Linked DNA regions of Homo sapiens: region 2 is linked to region 1. Evidence: chromatin loops called from intact Hi-C (ENCODE). Cell type or tissue: PC-9. All regions are shown on one strand. Links, peaks and the distances in the headings refer to the core of each region. The heading gives the core; the rest is flanking DNA. Region 1 overlaps KCNIP3 (potassium voltage-gated channel interacting protein 3). Region 2 has its middle 24 kb from the start of ZNF892.

The links. A loop is a pair of places that touch in the nucleus more often than their neighbours do. Peaks named below come from ENCODE experiments on the same cell type or tissue, not always from the same donor. Only the 100,000 strongest peaks of a DNase experiment are listed, where the experiment ranks them.
Region 2: it touches region 1 in a loop (24-fold over the local background); 51 of 110 quality-filtered maps call a loop at or near these places.

What each region holds. Positions count from the first base shown.
Region 1 is chr2:95,312,396-95,317,770 of GRCh38, forward strand. All of the region lies in intron 2 of KCNIP3 (potassium voltage-gated channel interacting protein 3), which reads left to right. Among named protein-coding and RNA genes, the nearest start is that of KCNIP3, 18 kb to the left of the region's middle. RefSeq lists an enhancer at 3,343-3,843. In PC-9, for the core only: CTCF peaks have their summits at 2,855 (motif pointing left) and 3,063; DNase peaks (open chromatin) are centred at 1,226, 2,856, 3,776 and 4,676; H3K4me3 peaks cover 602 bases; H3K27ac peaks cover 2,358 bases.
Region 2 is chr2:95,228,892-95,234,266 of GRCh38, forward strand. It overlaps a transcript of ZNF892 not described here. Among named protein-coding and RNA genes, the nearest start is that of ZNF892, 24 kb to the left of the region's middle. In PC-9, for the core only: CTCF peaks have their summits at 2,935 (motif pointing right) and 3,144; a DNase peak (open chromatin) is centred at 2,950.

The DNA.
Region 1 (5,375 bases), core at 197-5,196:
CCCACCCCTGCATGCCCCATCCCACCTCACGGAAGCTTCCTAGAGGGCAGGGCCTTTCCACACCCAGCTGTCAGGACACGTTTGCTGAACAACTTGTCAAAGGCGCACAGGAGACAGGGCCAGGGCTGGGCCAGGGCACCAGCGATGGGTTTGTTCCCCTGCATGGATGTGTTTACCGGACCTTGTGCCGGCACTGGGAGCAGATGTGAACGACACATCCAAGAGCCTATTTGATTGTGCAAGGAAGGCAGTGTGGAGCTCATCACCCTGATTTACCAGAGCGTCCATGGCAGCTCAGAGAGGTCACGTGACTCAGCAGATGGCACAAGAAGCGGGGGTTGGGGTGGGGGAGGCTCGGGCCCAGAGCTCCACGGTGCCCACCCTGACGAGCGTCTTTGGTGGGAGCTGAGGGACGAGGGAGCCCAGGGACCTCACGGACAGAGGAGCCGGGACTCCAATGTGCCCTTTGTCTCCCTTGGCCATAGCTCCCGGGTCTCCTCTCTTCAGTCCAAACACGTCCCGTGTGTGTCCCGCAAGGAGGCCGGGCTGGTGTGGTCACACTGAGGGCTTTGTGCACGTGTGAAGTGCTGCGCGGTGTGCAGATGAGGCATCCCCCCTCTTTGGGAGCTGGCACAGGCTCTGGGTGCAAAGAACAATGGGGCCCATTCAGTGCAGCCCCACTGTGTGCTCTGCGAGGCCCAGCACGGTGTCCTGAGCCTTGGGGTCCTGTGGGAGGGGGGCGGCCCAGACACTGTGCCCTTGTACTGGGGTTTTTCCATTCAGCAGAAGTGGGGCCAGAGACACATGTCGGGAACAGCTGGGAGTGAAAGCCAAGGCCCAGCCTGGGAGTCCTGGAGGCTTGGGTGAGGTAGAACGTCGGCAAGGAGTGGACAGGACCCAGGGTCCTGGAGACAGTGGGCAAGGGCTAGAGCATCTGTGGCTGGGCCCTGGGTGGCCAATTCTGGGTGTGAAGACCCCAGGATGGAGTCAGGAGGTGGCCAGCAGTGGGGCCTCTAAGAGGGGAGCCCAGGAGACTCAGAGCACAGGCAGCCTGGCCCCACCCTACCCAGGAGAGGCGCCCCATCCTCAGCCTAGAAGCTCCTTGGACCCTCTTCCATGACCCGGAAGCTGGGACTCTGGCCTGCCCTGCATGCCTCCCCTGCATCTAAAGCCTCTCCCTGCAGGATGCCTCTCCAGAGGCATGGCCAGTGCCACAACTGGACAGACCTGTTTCTCAAGTTTGATGCCCACAAGGGCTGTGGGACTTGGGTTTCTTCAACTGGAATAATAATGTCACCCACAAATAACCTGGGGTCCCAGCTGCAGACAACCGAAACAGGGTGGGCTCCAGGCCTCAGGAAGTTCACAGAAACTCCGGAGGACCAGAGAACGAGGTCTGAATGGGACGAAGCCAGGGCCCCACCTAGCGCCTTGGGAGATGCCTGGCATCCTGGACCACTCTGGCAGGAACGCTCTAGCAGCTGCTGCACGCTTCTGTGTGACACGGTGCAGCCATTCCTCACACACACACACACACATACACACACACACACATACACACACAAGCACACACACATACACACACACATGAGCACACACACACGCATACTTACACACACGCATGCACATGCCCCTCCCCCAGAGAGAAGACCCACATCCTCCTCAGTCGCCGATGCATCCCAGGGAGATGCTCATTCTCCCCGGGGTGCCATGGCAACCCCACGTAAAATCATAAAGACACCACCACCAGTGCTCCTGGGAAAGAGGGGTAGCAGAAAGGCATCGGAACAAAAGGTGAGTTAACTCGTCTCTAATACGTAAAGATCTATAAACAGAATTTTCGCGTATTTGAAGATACAGGATACAATTGACATCATGAAGCATCAAGATACATGATATCAAAGTGAGATGTCAGATCAGTGCAAATTTTCAAGGATTTCTGAGAATTAACCCCTTTCCATGGGGTTGTAGTATGACATCTGTGGCCATCTTTAATCCACCACAAAGATGGATTAAAGATGGATTAAAGCCACAAAGATGTGGCTGAGTCCTTGGTGGAGTGATCCAAACCCCCATTCCTGAGGGATCTGAGTCCTGGGTGGTCCTGCCTCATTGGGGTTGCTAGAAGCCCCCACTGACTTTCATCACTGTAACTGGCAGTGTTGCTAGGCTCCCTGGAGAATTCACTGGATTTGAAGCAGAGTCCTCCCTGCTCCCCTCGATAATAGGGTCATTCACTGGCCGATGGCCCTTGATGCCAGTTGGTCTGAGTGGTGTGAGGGGCCCAGCATGGCCAGGCGGCCGTCCCAGCTTCCAGTTTAGCAGAACCCCTGCTGCCTCCTGCTGGGGACCCATTCTCCCATGGGAATTTAAAGCCTCTAATCCAGAGCCTGGAGTATTGGTGAGGAGCAGCAGAGGTGCGGTGAGCAGGCACTGGATGAGGGAGGGGCCTTTGCGTGTTTTCCCGGGCTCCGGGCTTGTTCTTCTGGCTGGGGGAGAGGCAGCACATCCAGCAGTGTCACTGGCACCCGACAGGGCAGCCCTGGAACCCGCAACGGCTGCCAGAACCAGTCTTCAGCGGGTCTCATCACTGTTCTGTGAGGCCAGCTGCCTCTGGGGGTGGGCACAGGACGGGGACGGGAGCCTGTGAGCCCTGGTCTTTGGTCACACCGCTCTATTCCGTGGTGAAATGAGTCTGTTGCTTGGGATCTATGGCGTGGAGGCACCGTGATGGGGGAGGTGCTGGCAGCACCAGGGCAGGCCAGAGGGAAGGTCACACCCAGAGTGACCATCACTCCCATGAGGATAATGGGAGCCCCAGAGTGATGGCAGGGATGCAGAGTGGCTGACCTGCCACCTGGTGGCTGGCTGGGCACTGAACTGCAGCTGCAGCCTGATCGGCCCAGGGAGAAGTTCTTTTATTGAATCTACGGTGTTTCGTTCTCAAGCAAATGCCAGAGGAGCCAGGAACAGAGGCTGTGAGGTGCACAGAGGGGACCACTGGCCCACCTGATCGTCCAGTGCCTCCTCGGCCCCAGCGCCCCTTGGAGGGCACTTGTGAAGCACTTGCTGTCCCACACTCCGGGTGGTTCCTCCCCAGGCCTCCCAGCCCTTACTCCCCCGATCCTGCCCCTCCACCTCCCTGACCCCTGAACTAATGGTTAACAGCCATCCATGAATCAGTGTAAACCTGTGCCTTCGGCCCTCTCTTCTTCAGACAATGTGGGCAACACATGTACCAGGAAGATGTCCCTTCTCCACGTCCTTCCCCTAGGTGGGCCTCAGTGTCACCTAGAGTTGGGGCCAACATTTCTTGCAGCTCTGTCTATAAGTCACCTCCGAAAGTTTTTCCTCCTCAGACGGCTTCGAGACCGTAGGGGGCGGGTGGGCTGTGGGGAAAGCGGCAATGCAGCAGGTACTGTGGGAGTCGCAGCCCCCGCAGGTACAGCCTCCCTGCGCCCTCCAGACCTGCCCTGCCTCGGGCCCCATCCACAGCACCTGGGCATGACGACAGAGCACTGTGTGCACATGCAGATACCAGTGGGGCTGGGCGAGAGGTTGATACTCGATTGCTGTTGGGTGTTTCGGGGCTCATGGCCACCTACTCTGTCTCTCTGTCTCTGTCTCTCTCACCATCAGGCGCTCCACCCCCACAGCAGCCCAGCAGTGGGAAGTTAGCTGAATGCCAACAGGAGAGATTTTTGGCATTGCTCAAAACCCAAGAGACCACAGATTTCCCCTCTGGGGGCCTGCCATGGCCCCGTAGAGCATTCCAACTTGCCTTAGACTCATCGTGTGTCATTGAATGTTCTGGGTCATTAGGCCCAAGGGGCAGCACTGCTTGTACTTGGCCTGCACCTGCGGAACAGCCTCTGAGCCGCACATTTAACTGTGGTGCACAGGAGGCCCGCCGGGCACCGCACCTTCCTTTACTGGCAGGGGTGCGAGGCGCAGCAGCTCGTCTTTCCCTCTGCAAGGGATCCCTTGGCTTGCCTGAACTTGCATATAACAGAAACCCCAAATAACAGTGGCTTGATCAAGACAGGTGCATCGGCTCCTATATGGGAAACATGGGGTGAGGCGGTGGCTGGCACTAGTTTGGCAGCTGGGGGACGTCAGTGTCAATGTCTTGGGTTCTTCTACCGTTCCCCTCACTGTGGCAATGTGGTTGCTTTGCAGCCCACACAGCCTCATTTCAGGCAACAGGAAGGAGAACCCAGGTGGAAGCGGAGAGTGGTGGTCCCCATGTCAGGAAGGCAGCACTCACAGAAGTCTCTGGAAGACAGATGCTTCCATTCCACTGGCCAGAGATAAGCTGCCCTCACTGCGAGGAAGGCAGGGGAATGGTGGAGTTTTCAGCTGGGCGCATTTCCATCTCCAACAGCATCTGAACCCTGCTGGTGAAACTCAGGAAGAATGAATACAGAACTGGCATTCTCAGCCACATGTGGCTTGCAGGGTTGTTTTGATGACTGAAGGCACTCACTGGCACCCAGAAAGACCTTAGCAAGCTGCCTGGCTGTTATCGCCTTTATTTATTGCTAAGTGCTCAAAAATGTGGAGGGCAGGGGGTTGGTCAGCTCCAGTCATGAATTTGGCTCTCCCTTCTGCTCCTCAGCAGAGGAACCGCTTCCCACTTCCCCTTCTGCATTTTAGAGAGGCACAGCAGGGCTGAGGGATGAGGCCAGTGGATAGAGGTCAGAGGTCAAGAGACAGCCTAAGGCTAGGGCCCTACCTATGCCCCCGTCCTACTCAGGGCCCCTGGCCCTGAGCCTCCTAGGCAGGGGACTGTGTGAGAGCAGGCTGTTCCCTGTCTGGCTGCAGAGAAGCCCTGGGGCCCGGGTGAGGCCCCTCTGCAGTGAGATCACACCCTCAGCTGATAATCACACCAGTGTCACCTCCTCTGTTGGTGCTGGGAGCTCAGGAGTGACGCCCACCCCATCCCCACGCCTCCCAGCCCAGGAAGCCGCAGGGGCCCTTCTGCCTCCAGGAACAGTGAGCTCCGGGGGCCTGGAGGCTGAGGCCAGGCACCAGGTGAAGGGGCCAGCCCTGTGGCAGGGGCAGGGGCTACCTGAGAAGGCAAACCCAAGGCAGGAGGACTGAGTGCACTCTGGCTGCCCCGGGGCTCTGGGCTGAGGGGCAGGCAGTCCCCGGAAAGGCTGGGAGAGCCAGAAGCAGGGACAGAAAGCAGAGGAGAGAAGGACAGGCCCAGAGCGCCCAAGACACTGGGGACAAGCTGAGACCAAGAGGAGAGACGCTGCTTTTGAGAGACAGAGACAGACAGACAGACCAGGAGTGGGGAGTCCTAGAAAAAGAAAGGTGTTGAGTGTCAGGCTGAGGAGAGGCTGGCAGAGGAGGTCAGGGAGCAGGCTTGT
Region 2 (5,375 bases), core at 295-5,294, 83 kb before region 1:
CACTGAGATAGATTCATATCTGATTTGCCTCTTTGGAAAGGCTAATCAGAAACTCAAAAGAATGCAACCATTTGTGTATCATCTGTCTGTGACCTGGAACCTCCCTCCCCACTTGCAGTCTTCCTGCCTTTTTTTCCAGTTGTCCCGCCTTTCCAGACCGGACCAATGTACTTCTTAATAGATTGATTGATGTCTCATGTCTTCCTAAAATGTGTAAAACTAAGCTGTGCCCCGATCACCTTGGGCATGTGTCGTCAAGACTTCCTGAGGCTGTGTCATGGGCATGTCCTCAACCAGGGCAAAATAAACTTTCTAAATTAACTGAGACCTGTCTCAGATTTTCCAGGTTCACGGTATCACTATGGGTCCATGGATTCCTTTTAAAGTTTTAATTGAGGGTTAACATTCGTAACATGTATAGATCTTCAGTATATGCTTGGTGAATTTTTACATGTCTATAAACCCAGGTAACAACTAACCATACAGACCCTTTTCATTCTGCTGGAAGGCTCCTCCATGCCCTTCCCTTCCCAGTTAATCCACCCCACGCCACCCCACCTCATTGTCCCAATGCCTCACCTCCCCATCCCTGTGGGTGATCACTGGTTTGGTTTCTATCTCCTCTACTAGTTTTATCTGTTTGAACATTATTTAAATAAGATCCTGTAGTATATACTCCTTTGTATCTGGCTTCCTTACCCCACATTTTGTATGATTCAACCATTCTGTATGTATCAGTTGTTCTTTTTCACTGATGGTGTGGTATTCCACTGTAGGAATATACTACAGTTTGTTTATTCATTCTACTGTTGATAGATAATTGAATTGTTTCCAGTTTGGGGGCTCTCATGAATATAAGTGCTATGAACATTCCTAGTAAGCATATGCATTTCTCTTGGGTACATATACCTAGGAGTAGAATTCCTGAGTCATAGAGCAGACAGATGTTTAGCTTTAGAAGATAATGTCAAATGGTTTTGACTTTACCAGTTTACAGCACCTCTGTCAGCTAGGCATGAGTTCCAGTTTGTCAACACTTTGTACTTTTAGTCTGTTACATTTTAACCATCTGGCTTATGTGCAGTGGTCTCTTCATACTGGTTTAAATTTTCATTTTTCTGTGGTATATATATATATATACCATGGAATAAAAGGAATGAAATAATGGCATTCACAGCAACCTGGATGGAGTTGGGGACCATTACTCTAAGCGAAGTAACTCAGGAATGGAAAACCAAACATTGTATGTTCTCACTTATAAGTGGGAGCTAAGCGATGAGGATGCAAAGACATAAGAATGATATAATGGATTTTGAGGACTCAGGGGGAAAGGGTGGGAAGGAGATAAGGGATAAAAGACTACACATTGGGTACAGTGTACACTGCTCGTGTGATGGGTGCACCAGAACCTCAGAAATTACCACTAAGGTACTTATCCATGTAACCAAACACTACCTGTTCCCTCCAAAATTTGAAATATAAATAAATAAAATAAATTTTCATTTTTCTGAGTATTACTAATGTTGATCACTTTTTCAAGTATTTATTGGATATTGGTTATATTCTCTTTAAAAGTGACTGAATCTTTTATCCATTTAAAAAAATTCAGTGTTTTTAAGTTGCTTTGCGGAAGTTCTTTATCTGTATTCTTAATGCAAGTCCTCTGGTAGCTGTCTGCATTGGGAACATTGTCTCCCAGCACTCAGCGATGGTGAGACGGGAAGTGGCAGACCCCCGCGCTGGCTCCTCCGTCGCCGCCTCTGGGTGCCTCCCTGCTTCCGATGGGATGGAGGTTTCAGGCTCACTTTGTTCTTTCCTTGCACCAAATCTGGAATCAGCCAAGGATCCTTGGTTCCTTTTAGTGAGGAATGACTATGTGTTTTTAAAGCTCTGGGGGTTGCTCTTATGTTTTCATGAGCTGATTTATGATGTTTTAATCCAGCATTTCCATTTTAAAGTGTGGGGAGTTGTAGAGAATGCCCACTTCACCCAGTGCTGACACGATAGTGTCTGTGAGTGCTTCTTAGCACTTATGTTGCTGCTTATGTACAATTGGACCCCTTCCAACCTAAAAAAATATAAGGAAGGTCTCACACTACTGGTGGGAAGATAAAAATGCTACTACCACTTTGGAAAATGGTTTGATAATTTCTTATAAAGATACCCATTGACCCAGCAATCTGACTCCTGGATGTTTGCCCGAGAGAAATGAACACATATGTTCACAAAAAGACTTCTTCAAGCATGTTCCTAGCAATGCTCTTCACAACTGGAAACAGCCCAAATGTCCATTAGCAGTATAATAGAAAAACAAATTACAGTGTATTCACACAATGGACTACTCAACAATAAAACAAATGAGCTCATTTCAAAACCTCATGTTGAGTGAAAGAAGTCAGAACACTACAGTACGTATTACATTATTTCATTTATATGAAACTCTAGAAAAGTCAGCACTGATCTATAGTGACAGAAAGTAGAAGAGTCACTGCTACTTTGAGGGGGACTGCCTGGGAAGGGGCAGAACAAACTTTCTAGGGCGATGACATTCCTTATCCTGATTGGGGTGTGCATACAACTGTGTATCTGTTTGTCAAAATTGTACAGTTAAGATTTACATATGCAATGTATATAAAATTTTCCTAAAATGCATATAAATATGCGAGAGTGTGTGTATAAATTATGTCTCCAAGTGTAAAACAAAAAGGAAGGACAGAAATATTAACTGCCTAGCAAAAGCTTGAAGTTGGCTGAGTAGATCAAGTTAATTTAACTCCAGGGGAACATTTGGCAAAAGGGGAAACTGGAGTTCTCTGTACTATTACTGAGCTTCAGGGCTGTCATCCAGGGGCTCAGCTTTGGTTTTACTTTTTTTTAGGGATTTGTTTGCTTCAAGAACTTCCCTGTAGTTCCGTTCAGCCTCACCAGGTGGCAGTGTCATATCAGCTAGGGGCCTGAGAAAGGTCAGCTCTCAGGAGACCCTGGTGCTCTCTGGAGCAGCTGGAGAGCGGGTGCTATTGTGTCATCATCAGTGGTCTTTGAGCAGACTATGACTCATACTCATTCACCAGGCTTAGCTGGACATTTTTTATCTTTTTCCAAAAATTATATCTGGGGCACAAATGTGTCACATTTGCAGGTATTCAAAAGACTGTGCCTGAGGCCCCATGGAAAGCTGGGTGGAGGAAGAGCTCCCAAATCCAACATGTAAGCTTCCCCGAAATGGAAGACTTGTGTGCGGCATGATTCCCTGTGGAGGGGTTTGGAAACATGGAAATGATTTCCCTCCACAGAGACGTACTTCTGCGACTTTCGATTTTACCGGGGGGCCCTGGGCTTCACTGATGATTATTCACATGTATTGAGCATTTACCATGCATCAGGCACTGTTTTAATTGTTGAACATACATGATATCATTTCTGGTCTAGCAGGTAGGGACTATGAATATCCCAATTTTTCAGGAGAAGAAACAGATACCAAGGGGCATTGTGACATTCCAGTGCTTGTGAGAAGGCAGCTGGCCTGACCAGACAGTCCACTCCAGGCTACAATCCAGGCAGGGCGCCTGGGACACTCCTAGCCTAGTGGCTGAGCAGAATGATAGGAGAGAGATTTTGGCAAACATTTCCATTACAGTATTTTGTTCTTCATCTCTTTAAAATCTTGGGTGGATTCCCCAGCTCAGTGTTTGTCTCTCTTGGTACATCTAGTGTACTTGGTGACATTGGAGCTTCCACTTACAGCCTATCTGCTTCAAAGCACACTGTAAGGAGGTCAGTCTCTTTAGAGGCTTTGTCTATGGACAGCAGCAACAACAGCAACAGGAAAAGGATTCTATTTTATCATCGTTACTTAGCACATGTTTGTACCCTGGTCTTTTAAATGCTAATATAGACTGCTTTGAATATACCTATATATACATGTATGTATATGTATGTATTTAAGGGAATAGAGTTGCAGAAATATTCCTCCATTCCCTCTTGCTCGTTGTGTGGTGGAGGACACATAATGGGTACTAAGTACAGGTTTGCGAGCTGAATGGCCTGTTGAATTCTTGGCAAAAGGCACCTGAAATTATGTTTAGCTCCCTAGTTAGTTTGCCTCATTATGTGGGATGTCCTGTTTCCTGCCTGATTGGTTTTGAAAGGCACTTTCCTGAGGGACGACTTCAGGTCACCTCCTGAGCCTCTGGTTTTATTTTCTGGAAGCACACCTTTGTCCAGAGTTTCTTTAAGGACTCCAAATTAGTTTTTTTGTTTTTGCTTTAGTTTTACACATACACACCAGACTTACATTTTATTTTTTCCTTTTCTTTTTTTTTTTTGGAGGCAGATTCTCACTCTGTCGCCCAGGTTGGAGTGCAGTGGTGCAATTATAGCTCACTGTGGTTTAGAACTCCGGGGCTCAAGCAATCCTCCCACCTCAGCCTCCCGGGTGGCTGGGACTACAGGCACGTGCCACTAGACCTGGCTATTTTTTGAAAAAAATAAAAACATCTCGGCCGGGCGCGGTGGCTCACGCCTGTAATCCCAGCACTTTGGGAGGCCGAGGCGGGTGGATCACGAAGTCAGGAGATGGAGACCATCCTGGCTAACACGGTGAAACCGCATCTCTACTAAAAATACAAAAAATTAGCCGGGCGTGGTGGTGGGCGCCTGTAGTCCCAGCTACTCAGGAGGCTGAGGCAGGAGAATGGCGTGAAACCGGGAGGCGGAGCTTGCAGTGAGCTGAGATCGCGCCACTGCACTCCAACCTGGGCGACAGAGCGAGACTCCATCTCAAAAAAAAAAAAAAAAAAAAAAAAAAAATCTCGCTATGTTGCCCAAACTGCTGTCAAATTCAAGCAATCTCCCTGCCTCGGCCTCCCAGAGTGCTGGGATTACAGGCATGAGTCACCACGCCTGGCCCTCCTTTGAAACTTCCCCCAACTCCTTTGAAATGTCTTGGGGGCTAATTTTTGTATTTTTTGTAGAAATGGTGTTTCACCATGTTGGGCAGGCTAGTCTGGAACTCCTAAGCTCAAGTGATCTGCCTGCCTTGGCCTCCCAAAGTGCTGGGATTACAGACATGAACCACTGTGCCTGGCTCATTTCTTAATTTTGAGAATAGGTCAGTTTTGTGAAATATGTGTGTCTTTTTTTGTTTTTTGAGACGGAGTCTCGCTCTTGTTGCCCAGGCTGGAGTGCAGGCGCGATCTCGGCTCACTGCAACCTCCGCCTCCCAGGTTCAAGCAATTCTGCCTCAGCCTCCTAGTTTTGTGAAATATGTGTGTCTTATTCCAGGAGGCAGTGGTGCAGGTGGGAGTAGGTGTCCATTTGGATGAGGTCTCCATATGGCGCCAGCAGTCAGGCGCTCAATGAGGAGCATTTATTTG